Linked DNA regions of Homo sapiens: region 1 is linked to region 2. A link is an interaction called in ENCODE POLR2A ChIA-PET data of the cell type or tissue named here. Cell type or tissue: Panc1. All regions are shown on one strand. Each heading gives the region's core, and the rest is flanking DNA. Links, peaks and the distances in the headings are about the cores only.

Region 1 (5,383 bases), core at 175-5,174, 130 kb before region 2:
TTTAATTTTTATTCCTTGCTTTTTGACATGAAGTTCACTTATTTGTCTTCATAGTGTACATCAAAATGATAGGGCCATTAAAGAAACAATGAGGTTCCTCTGTGATTTGTTAATTTGGTAATATACAACTGTTAGGCTCTTTCAGTAGATAACAGTAATTGCTGAAAAGCTTGAGGTGGGTCAGGGTTAGCTACTCCCCTACAACCTCACAACCTCATAACCTCACTACCAGATTAAGATTATCATGCAAGCCAGGCCCAGATATTTCTTGCACAAATGTGTATCAGTAAGCAAAGACATGATCTGTGGACTTGAAGTCTCTTCTGTGACCTTACAGATGATGCAGCCACCCACGCCTTGCATGCTGCAGACGCTGTGTTCTAGAGTGGATGCTAGGAAACTATGGCCCACCACCTGTTTTTGTAAATGAAGTTTTACTGGGACACAGCCATGCTCATTGCTTATTTGTGGTCTAAGGTTGCTTTCATGCCCAGTGGTAGAGTTGCATAGGTACCTATACAGAGGCAATATGGCTCCAAAAGCCTAAAATATCTATTATCTGGACCTTTACAGATAGTTGTCTGACTTCCTGTAGTTGCTGACTATGCTGATAGTTGTCTGTTACCCCTTCAGTTGGCATCAGGTAACTGGAATCGCAATGTCTTGACAGGTCCCAGGCATTATCCAGAAAAGTATAGGTTATGGGCCTCTCTAAATTGTTATGCCCTGTTAATGACAGGATGGTATCTTTAGAATATTATGCCCAATTCAAGTATTTTGATGTCACACCAGTCTCCCAAGTGAGGGTCCATGTGTATTTTCATGATTCTGACTAAGCAACCACGAATTTCACTATTGAAAACCAATTTTCAACCTTAAGCTAATTTGCTCTCTAATGTTGATCAGAGGTAACAGAACAGTTTAGTAACTGCTACAGGGTGTTGTGGGCTTCTAGATGAGAAATCAGCTGACAAAACTGTGTTGTGAATTATAGGATAACTGACCCAAACCAAACTACTTATAAATTATTTTAACTATGTTACTTAAATGTATAAGCACCCAATGCTTATAACTCTCATACGTGATCAATAAAACCCAGATATTTACAGATTAAAAATAAAACTATAACAATACATTTAAAATTAATATTTGTTACAACTGTGTTGAGATACAATTCACATTCTGCAAAATTTACCCTTTTTAAGTGTGCAATTTAGTGGTTTTTAGTTTATTCATAAGGTTATACAATGATCATCATTACCTAATTCCAAATATTTTTATCACCTCAGAAAGAAACCACATACCCATTACCATTACTTCCTTCTCCTCCCTGATGCTGGTAACCACTAACCTAGTATCTTTATGGCTTTTTCAATTTTGGGCAATTTGTGTAATGGAAATCATACAATTTGTGACTTTATTAGTCCATTTTCATACTGCTATGATGAAATGCCCGACACTGGGTTATTTATAAAGAAAAAGAGGTTTAATAGACTCACAGTTCCACATGGCTGGAGAGGCCTCACAATCAAGGCGGAAGGTGAAGGAGGAGCAAAGGCATGGCTTACGTGGCGGCAGGCAAGAGAGTGTGTGCAGGGGAACTGCCCTTTATAAAACCATCAGATTTTGTGAGACTTATTCATTATCATGAGAACAGCACAGGAAAACCCGCCCCCATGATTCAGTTACCTCCCACCAGGTCCCTCCCATGACATGTGGGGATTATGGGAGCTACAATTCAAGATGAGATTTGGGTGGGGACACAGCCAAACCATATCAGTGACCTTTTGTGACTGGTTTCTTTCACAGTATAATGTTTTCAAGTTTCATTTATGTTGTAGCATGTATCATTACTTTAACCATTTTTAATGGCTGACTAGTATTGTAATGAATATAACACATTTTATTTATCCATCTATTAGTTGGTGGCCATTTGGCTTGTGTCTACTGTTTTACTGTTACAAACAGTGCTGCTGTGAATGTTCGTGTGCACGTTTGTGTGTGAACTTATGTTTTAATTCTGTTAGTTTATACCTGGGAGTGTAACTACTGGGTCATGTGACAATTCTTTTTTTTTTTTTTTTTTTTTTTTTTTTTGAGATGGAGTCTCACTCTGTCGCTCAGGCTGGAGTGCAGTGGTGTGATCTCGGCTCACTGCAAGCTCCGCCTCCTGGGTTCATGCCATTCTCCTGTCTCAGCCTCCCGAGTAGCTGGGACTACAGGTGCCCGCCGCCACACCTGGCTAATTTTTTGTATTTTTTAGTAGAGACAGGGTTTCACTGTGTTAGCCAGGATGGTCTCGATCTCTTAACCTCGTGATCCACCCACCTCGGACTCCCAAAGTGCTGGGATTACAGGCGTGAGCCACCATGCCCGGCCGACAATTCTATGTTTAACTTTTCGAGAATCGGTCAAGTGGTTTTCCAAAACTATTGTACCATTTTATATTCCCACCAGAAATGTATTAGGGTGTAGTTTTCCCATATCCTTGTCAACATTTGCTACTGTTTTTTGGATGATAGCCATCCCAGTTAAGTGTGAAGTGGTATCTTATGGTTTTCATTTGAATTCCTGATGGCTAAGGATGTTGAACATCTTTTCACGTGGCTGTTGGCCATTTGTATGTCTTTCTTGGATGGATGTCTATTCAAGTCCTTTGTCCGTTTTTAAATTGGGTTCTTTTTTATTGTTGAGTTATAATAGTTCTTTATTCTATATATTCTTTATATACAAGTTATATGATTTGCAAATCTTTTCTGCCATTCCGTGGTTTATCTTTTTACTTTTTTCTTTTTCAGCACTGAAGTTTTTATTTTTATTTTATTTTTTTGAGTTGGGGGTCTTCCTCTGTCACCCAGGCTGGAGTACAGCGGAGCGATTGTGGCTCACTGCAGCCGTGATCTTCGTGTGCTCAAGCAATCCTCCTATCTCAGCCTCCCAAGTAGCTGGGACCACAGGCATGTGCCACCATACCTGTTAATTTTTTTATTTTTTGTAGAGACGGGGTTTCATCATGTTGCCCAGGCTGGTCTCAAACTCCTGGGCTCAAGCAGTCCTCCCACCTTGGCCTCCCAAAGTGTTGGGATTGTAGGCACGAGCCACCATGCCCAGCCGTGTTTTTAATTTTGATGAAGTTCAGTTTATCCATTTTTTTTTGCTGCCTGTGCTGTTGTTATATCCAAGAAACTATTGCCTAATCTGAGGTCATGAATATATACTTCCCTTTCCTTTAAGAGTTATGTAGTTTTAGTTCTTACAGTCTATGATTCATTTTCAATTAATTTTTGTATCTAGTGTGAAATAGTTATTTACCTTCATTCTTTTGCATGTGGATAACCAGTTGTCCCACCACCATTTGTTGAAAAGGCTATACTTTTTCCTTGGCACCTTGGTTGGAAATTATTTTCTCATAAATATGAGAATTTATTTCTGGACTCCTTCTCTCTTTTTTTTTGAGACAGTTTTGCTGTCACCTAGGCTGGAATATAGTGGCATGGTCATGGCTCACTGCAGCTTTGAACTCCCAGGCTTAAAGGTCCTCCTGCCCCAGCCTCCTGAGTAGCTGCAACTGCAGGCATTCACCACTGTGCCTGGCTAAGTTTTTGAAGAGACAGGGTCTCACTATGTTGCCCAGGCCACTGCACCTGGCCTGTTTCTGGACTCTTAATTCTATTCCATTAATCTGTATATCTACCCCTATGCCAGCATCACACTGTCTTGATTACTGTAGTTCTCTAATAAGTTTTGAATTTGGAAAATTTGAACTCTCCAACTTTGTTCTTTTTCAAGATTGTATTGGCTATTCTGGGTTCCTTGCATTTCCATGTGTATTTTAAGATCAGCTTGTCAATTTTTTGCCAAAACAAAACAAAAACCACAGATAGGATTTTGATAGAGATTGATCTACAGATTCAACACAATTTGGAGAGTGTTATCATCTTAATATATCATGCCTTCCAATGCATGGACAAAGGATATTCTTCCATTTATTTAGGTTTTCTTTAATTTCTTTCAACTGGGTTTTCTGGTTTTCAGTGTACAAGTCCCGGACTTCTTTAGTTAAAATTTTTTTCCTGGCTGGGCGCGGTGGCTCACGCCTGTAATATCAGCACTTTGGGAGGCTGAGGTGGGCGGATCACGAGGCCAGGAGTTCGAGACCAGCCTGGCCAATATGGCGAAACCCCGTCTCTACTAAAAATACAAAAATTAGCTGGGCGTGGTGGAGCGCACCTGTAGTCCTAGCTACTCGGGAGACTGAGGCCGAAGAATCTCTTGAACCTGGGAGGTGGAGATTGCAGTGAGCTGAGATCGTGCCACTGCACTCCAGCCTGGGCGACAGAGCGAGACTCTGTCTCAAAAAAAAAAATTTCCTAAGTATTCTTTTTGGCTCCATTGTAAATGGTTCTTTTCTAAATTTCATTTTCAGATTGTTCATTGCTAATATATAGAACATGATTGATTTTTGTATTATTGATCTTATATTCTACAACCTTGCTGAACTTTATTAGTTCTAACTTTTTTGGTGTGTGGATTCCTTAGGATTTTCTGTTTACAAGATGATGTTGTCTGCTAAAAGAGACAACATCATCCTTTAATTCTTCCTTTTCAGTCTGGAGGCCTTTTATTTATTTATTTTTTTGCCCAACTGCCTTGGGTAGAACCTCTAGTAAAATGTTGACTAGGAGTGGAGAGAGTAGGCATCCTTGTCTTATTCCTGATCTTAGGGGAAATGCATTCAGTCTTATTAAGTATGATTTTTAACTGTGAGGTTTTTCTAGATGTCCTTTATCAATTTGAGGAAGGTTCCCTTCTATTCATGGGTTGTTGAGTGTTTTTATCATGAAAAAATCTGGGATTTTGTCAGTGCTTTTTCTGTGTCAGTTGCAATGATCATATGTTTCTTTTTTTTCCTCCTTTAGTCTATTAACATTGAATATTACACTGATGGATCTTTCTCATATGTTAAACCAATGCACATTTTTGGAATGAATCCCACATGCTCTTGGTTTATAATCATTTTTATCCTTTAATTTGTTTGGCAGAATTTACCATCTTTGTGGGAAGTTTTCTGGATACTAATTCAATCTTTTCAGTTTTTAAAATTTCTCTTTGGTTCAGTTTCAGCAGTTTGTATCTTTCTAGTAATTTGTTCATTTATTCTAGGTTATTTAATTTTTAATTATTCATAGTGTTCACACTAATCTTTTTTTTATTTCTGTGAGGTTGTTAATGATGTTTCTTATTTCTTTCCTAATTTTAGTAATTTGAGTCTTCTCTTTTTTTCTTGGTAAGTCTAGCTTGTAGTCTAGTTTATTAAATGTTGTTAATCTTTTCAAAGAATCAATATATTGTTTGAGTAATTTTCTTTATTATTTTTCTCTTC
Region 2 (5,383 bases), core at 68-5,067:
ACACCCACCTTCAGCTCCTCTTTTGACCCTGGAGGAGCTCTTCATCAGCCAGCGATTTGATTCCATGAGTTTTGGTTAAACCATTCAGAGCCCTCACTTTTTAACTTTTAAGTTAAATTAAAATGTTGTATTCTCTTTGATTGTGTAGTTCTGGCCTGAAACAGGGAGCTTGCCCCAGGCCTTGAGACTCCCAAAGTATCGGAAAATCCTCAAGAATATCTGACCCCTGTCTCATCCTTCACTGAGCTGGAGGTCTGACATCTCTGGAGATCCTAACTCAAGATAAAAAATAATGCTTTCCCAATCAGCTTCTATCAAAGGAGACCCTTTCCATCTTGCTGTTTCTCTTTCTGGTTGCTAGTGTAACCTCACCAGCCATTCTTTTATGTACCTTAACACAGTGGTCCCCAACCTTTTTTGCACCAGGGACCAGTTTTGTGGAAGATAATTCTTTTTTCACTGGACCAGCGGTGGAGGGGGAAGGGTTGGGGGATGATTTCAGGATGAGACTGTTCCACCTCAGATCAGCAGGCATTAGATTCTCATAGGGAGCGCTCAGTCTGGATCCCTTGCACGCTCAGTTCACGATAGGGTTTGTGCTCCTGTGAGAATCTAATGCTGCCCTGATCTGACAGGAGGCGAGGCTCAGGCTGTAATGCTCTGACTCACCACTCACAGCCTGCTGTGCGGCCCCCCATTCCTAACAGGCCATGTACTGGTACTGATGGCCCTCGGCCCGGGCATTGGGGATCCCTGTCTTAACACATAGCAAGGGAAAAAGTAAGAAGTTTCCCGTTTTGAAATCTTTGCACAATGAAAACCCTAAATGCTAATAGAGATAGTAAGATAGTAATATAATAAAGTGGGTGTGTTACGAGGCTTCCCCAAACTTAGACTAATCACTGTGAATGTACAAGTTTATTTCTTTCCGTTAACTAGTTACAATTATATATCTATGTTTATAAAGACATTTGTATATTCCCCTTCACTGATCATATGATGTTAGCTCTGTTCCCTTTCCTTGTCAGTTTCCTTTCTTGCCTAATAAGCCGGCACCTGGACTGCCTTGTGTGAATGGGGCGGCTTCTTTGCTTCTGCCGTTGGAGGCAACAGGAGTGGACCCATCAGCATACCCTGCGATAGTCACTGAGTGTCGGTCCACACTTGGTGACACAGGATTATACCGGGCGTCACAAGGGGACAGCTGTTAGTCTGGGAAGCTGTCCTCAAAATGCTTAAACTCCTCCCAGATCCTTTTCCTCAGAGCACTTTGGGTTCAGAAGAGAAAGCAGACACTGAAGTTCACTGTGCTAGTGTAGGGTATAGATAACTCAAACTGGGGAACCCAAACTACCCACTTAGCTTTTGAGTAGGTAATAAGAGTCTTCTCCTGAGAAGCTTTGTTTTCCTAATTTGGCTACGTTCAAACGACCACTAAAATAAATGTGAGGATCCATCGATGGGTAGAAGGTGGCCAGGAGGGACAGTGGGAAGCTGGGCTAGGTTTCACAGCTGATTATGGTGGCTGCCTGGCTATGGCATTGACCTTCTCAGCTAGAGGGTTGTGGTAGGGTTGAGGGGTGGGTAGAGTGGTGGGATATGGGGTCAGGTGAAAATGTGTTGGAACTCACCAAGGCCTGACTGTTTTGTCTCTAGGGGAAGATGATGAAGATGCCCCTATGATAACTGGATTTTCAGATGACGTCCCCATGGTGATAGCCTGAAAGAGCTTTCCTCACTAGAAACCAAATGGTGTAAATATTTTATTTGATAAAGATAGTTGATGGTTTATTTTAAAAGATGCACTTTGAGTTGCAATATGTTATTTTTATATGGGCCAAAAACAAAAAACAAAAAAAAAAAAAAGGAAAGAAAGGAATGAATAAACTTTGTAGTAATCAACTGTGAACTTCAAACCAGGTTGATTTTAGTAACCCAATTGCTTTGATTTGACATTAATGTAGTCTTACAGGGCTGTGCTTGCTGGGCATGCTTTTACGTCTGTGAGATAATTTCGGTTCAGTAAATTGGCCAATCTTTTTATTTTTCTAAGACACAGAAATGTATTTAATAAAAACCTCGAGAGAGTGATGGGTGGAACCCCTTCTCCTTGAAAGTGTGTACAGATATTCCATTTTGTTTGGATATAGTTTATAGGAAAGTGTGTGGATGTATTATGGCGGAAGGTTTCTTTATGTTATTTTGTTAATTTATTGGGACTCTGTGTAAGGCCAGGCTTTAGTGGTCATTAGACACCACATGTGTTATGAGCCCCTTACCCATAGGGTTGGGGGTGGGAAGAGAAGCATATTTTTTTGCCATTCCGGAAGCAATCCATTTTTATTCACTTGTGTGTCATGTAATGGTCTTTGGCAGGAGAGAGCACTGAGTCATTGCTGGAGTTCAGTTCAACAGAGCTGCAGCTTGGGAAGCCCTGTAAGCCCACAGCTTCCTCTCTTATATTAATTGATGGAATTTTACTGTATGTGCCTCTGTACAAGATGTAGCTTTGAGAGCTACAAAATGATAACACTGCTTTATTACACACTGGTTTCATTGTCATTGCAAAAACTTACCCTGGTTGTGGGGGAGAGTTCTAGATCTGTGCCATGATCCATACACTGGCTAATAGAGTACATAATTTTTCCATTTTCCATTTTTTGTTTTTACTTACTACTGAAGGATCTCAGATGTAAAATTATGTATTTGGTTTGAGATGGCCACTTATTGTCCTTAAAAATCCATACTGATATATGCAGTCATTTTGAATTGGACAGTGCCTTCTCTTTTTTTTTCTCCTCTTCTTCCATCTCCCTCACCCATGCCCCCACCCAATCTAAAGAGACAGTGCTGTACATTCTCATAGAGATAGAGAAGATCTAAAAAGTTGAGACTACTCAATCCAGTTAACAACAGCAGGAGCACTAGAGTTTGTTCATTTATTCTCTCTGTAAAACAAGCTGTGCTTTTTTTCTTCTGCCTTTAAAATGCCACCCGTGTATTCAAACCATGGCCACTTGATACTTATGTAGAATCCATCGTGGGCTGATGCAAGCCCTTTATTTAGGCTTAGTGTTGTGGGCACCAATGTCGAGCATCGTTGTGACTTGTGCTGTATGATTCTCACTGAAGAATTTCCTTTCAGCCAAGAAGCAGTGAGGTCTGGGAATATTCCAAAGTCATGTCTCTGAATATGTGTCCTTGACGTGCAAGCTTTGTAAAACCCCATCCCCGCTTAGGTGCGAGGCATCACCTTCTCACAAGTGTTTAGTTTCTTTTAACCACAAGTATCATTCTTGGGTGATAATATAGTTTCATTCTACTTAGGGATTGTTTAGAAAACAAAGAAAGAGCCAATTAAATTTTTTAGTTTTTGAAATTTTTATTTATATGTATACTTAGATGAGTATTTTAAGCTGTCGACCTTTAGTTTGCCATACGGGTAGGACTGTATTTCATGTTAACAACTGGTGGTAATGATAAGCCTTCTTCTAGCGTATTTTCTCTTCTTTCCTGTCACTTTCCTAAGTTTTTTTTTTTAAAGACTGGAATTTTTTTTGGCTTTATCTTGTCTTACCGTAGAGATTTGTTCAAAACTCTAAGCCCTACCACCTCCCCTTTAATAAGCTCTTTAAATAGTTGAATCATTAACAACCTGGTGGGAGGCAAGTCATTTAATTGAACCACTAGGAAGTGTATTTTCTTTTCTTTTTCTGCCAACTTTTTGGTGGCATTTGTAAAAGCTGATATAAAAGGCTCTGAGATGTTATTTTCAGTTATTCCATAGGCAAGCCTTTTTACAGAGCATATGTCTCCAGTTGGCAGCTTGAGATATTTCCGAGCATCCGGTTCTAGCTACCAGTGCCTCCCAATGCTTAGTGCACAGTACTGTAGACTGGCCATCACCCCTCTCCTTGGAAAATGCCACTGTGCTGTTTGAAAAAAAGCAGCCTTTTAGGGCTAGAGTATTTTATATAAACAGAAGAGCTAAGTTCCTGAAGACTAAGCTAGATAGCTGCAGCTATATGTAAATTGTATATTTTTATGAACTTTTGAAGCACACACTCCTGTTTCCCTCTGTGTAGCTTTGTGGGGATTTCATGTATATATGCTGTCTGAAAGAATCCAGAGGTTGGAGTGCCAATAGAAAATGAAAACAAATGCCTTGTACTACAGGCAGCCTCTGAAGGTGACCACATAACTGTCTTCACTGTGACCAATCGGAGTCCCTGCTTGCTTGTGAAGAAGGGGCTTTTGTACCTTGTTGGAGATGCCACCTCAGAAGTTCACACTGTGCAGGAAAAAGGTTTTATTCTCTCCTGGCATACATTAGAATGTCAGATGCTTGCATCCATGTGGACCACGATGGGCCTCTAAAAATTGGTGGGCAGGGGGTTTGCTTATGAGTTTTCTCTGGAAACCGATTTTACTCCTGGATGTATTGAATGCCCCTTGAGCTTTATGAGATACGAGTCCACATGGATAAAATGTTAGAGAGTGGAGTTCTACAGAGGATTCCAGGAAGAGGCCATGTCTGTGCAGTCCTAGTTCCAGACAGGTGAGAAGCTCCAGGAACTACTGGCTACCTTGACAAGCTGGGTAAATAGTTATCATTCTGGGTAACTGGTTGAAACTCTGACTTTTGGACAAGTAATTCCTGGGGTTCTGTCTTTGGTAGCATCACCAGGGATATTTGGGTGGGACAGACAGAAGACACACAGCTGCCTGTTCTCTCCTGCCCATCATGTTTGGCCCACTAGATGAAGCTGTACTCAGCAATTTAGGGAATGTAACCCTTCTCAGAACTGGCCATTTTCAGGGGAAGCTTGGGAGAGCAATAGTATGGTGAGCCCCTTAGAGATGAGCGCCTACTCCTTCTTGGCGAATGCTGCCTTCAGATGCTTACCAAGTGGTCACTGCATCTAGTAAGATTATATTTCCAGTACACTTCCTTAGGGCAGAAACACCATCCTATCAGGTTTGGTCAGTCCCTTCTTCATGAAGGGAGTCATGGGGAATTCCTGAAAATTTTCTTCCTTCTGCAGACAGTTGGATGAGTCCCTTAGAGAAGGCATCCAGAGACATAACTAAACTGAATATCATCCCATATTGATTTTAGGAATTGACTCTAAAACTCTGTGCAGAATCTTGTGTTGGGATTGTATCTTGACATTCCTGTTGTGTTATTTTTCTTAACTGGAGTGTGTGCTGCCTTTCAGGTACAATTTTTGTGTAATAAAAGCCAGTGCATTAAGTTTATATAGACTACTTTCTATGCAAGACTGAGATATGGAATAGATAGGAAGAGATATGTACTGCTGGGTACATGGACAGTAAGTGTGTTTTCAGATGGAGTACCAGCACCGAAAATGGGTTGAGGGAG

The links. ChIA-PET counts read pairs that join two places held together with the same protein. Peaks named below come from ENCODE experiments on the same cell type or tissue, not always from the same donor. Only the 100,000 strongest peaks of a DNase experiment are listed, where the experiment ranks them.
Region 1: POLR2A ChIA-PET joins it to region 2 with 6 read pairs; 2 of 35 experiments call an interaction of 5 or more read pairs at or near these places.

What each region holds. Positions count from the first base shown.
Region 1 is chr11:121,500,057-121,505,439 of GRCh38, forward strand. All of the region lies in intron 6 of SORL1 (sortilin related receptor 1), which reads left to right. Among named protein-coding and RNA genes, the nearest start is that of SORL1-AS1, 50 kb to the left of the region's middle. In Panc1, for the core only: no CTCF peak of the experiment used is centred there; no DNase peak of the experiment used is centred there.
Region 2 is chr11:121,627,840-121,633,222 of GRCh38, forward strand. SORL1 (sortilin related receptor 1) reads left to right here. Exons shown (of 48, transcript NM_003105.6): 48 at 1,657-5,383. The coding sequence ends at 1,724. Among named protein-coding and RNA genes, the nearest start is that of SORL1-AS1, 180 kb to the left of the region's middle. In Panc1, for the core only: no CTCF peak of the experiment used is centred there; a DNase peak (open chromatin) is centred at 2,374.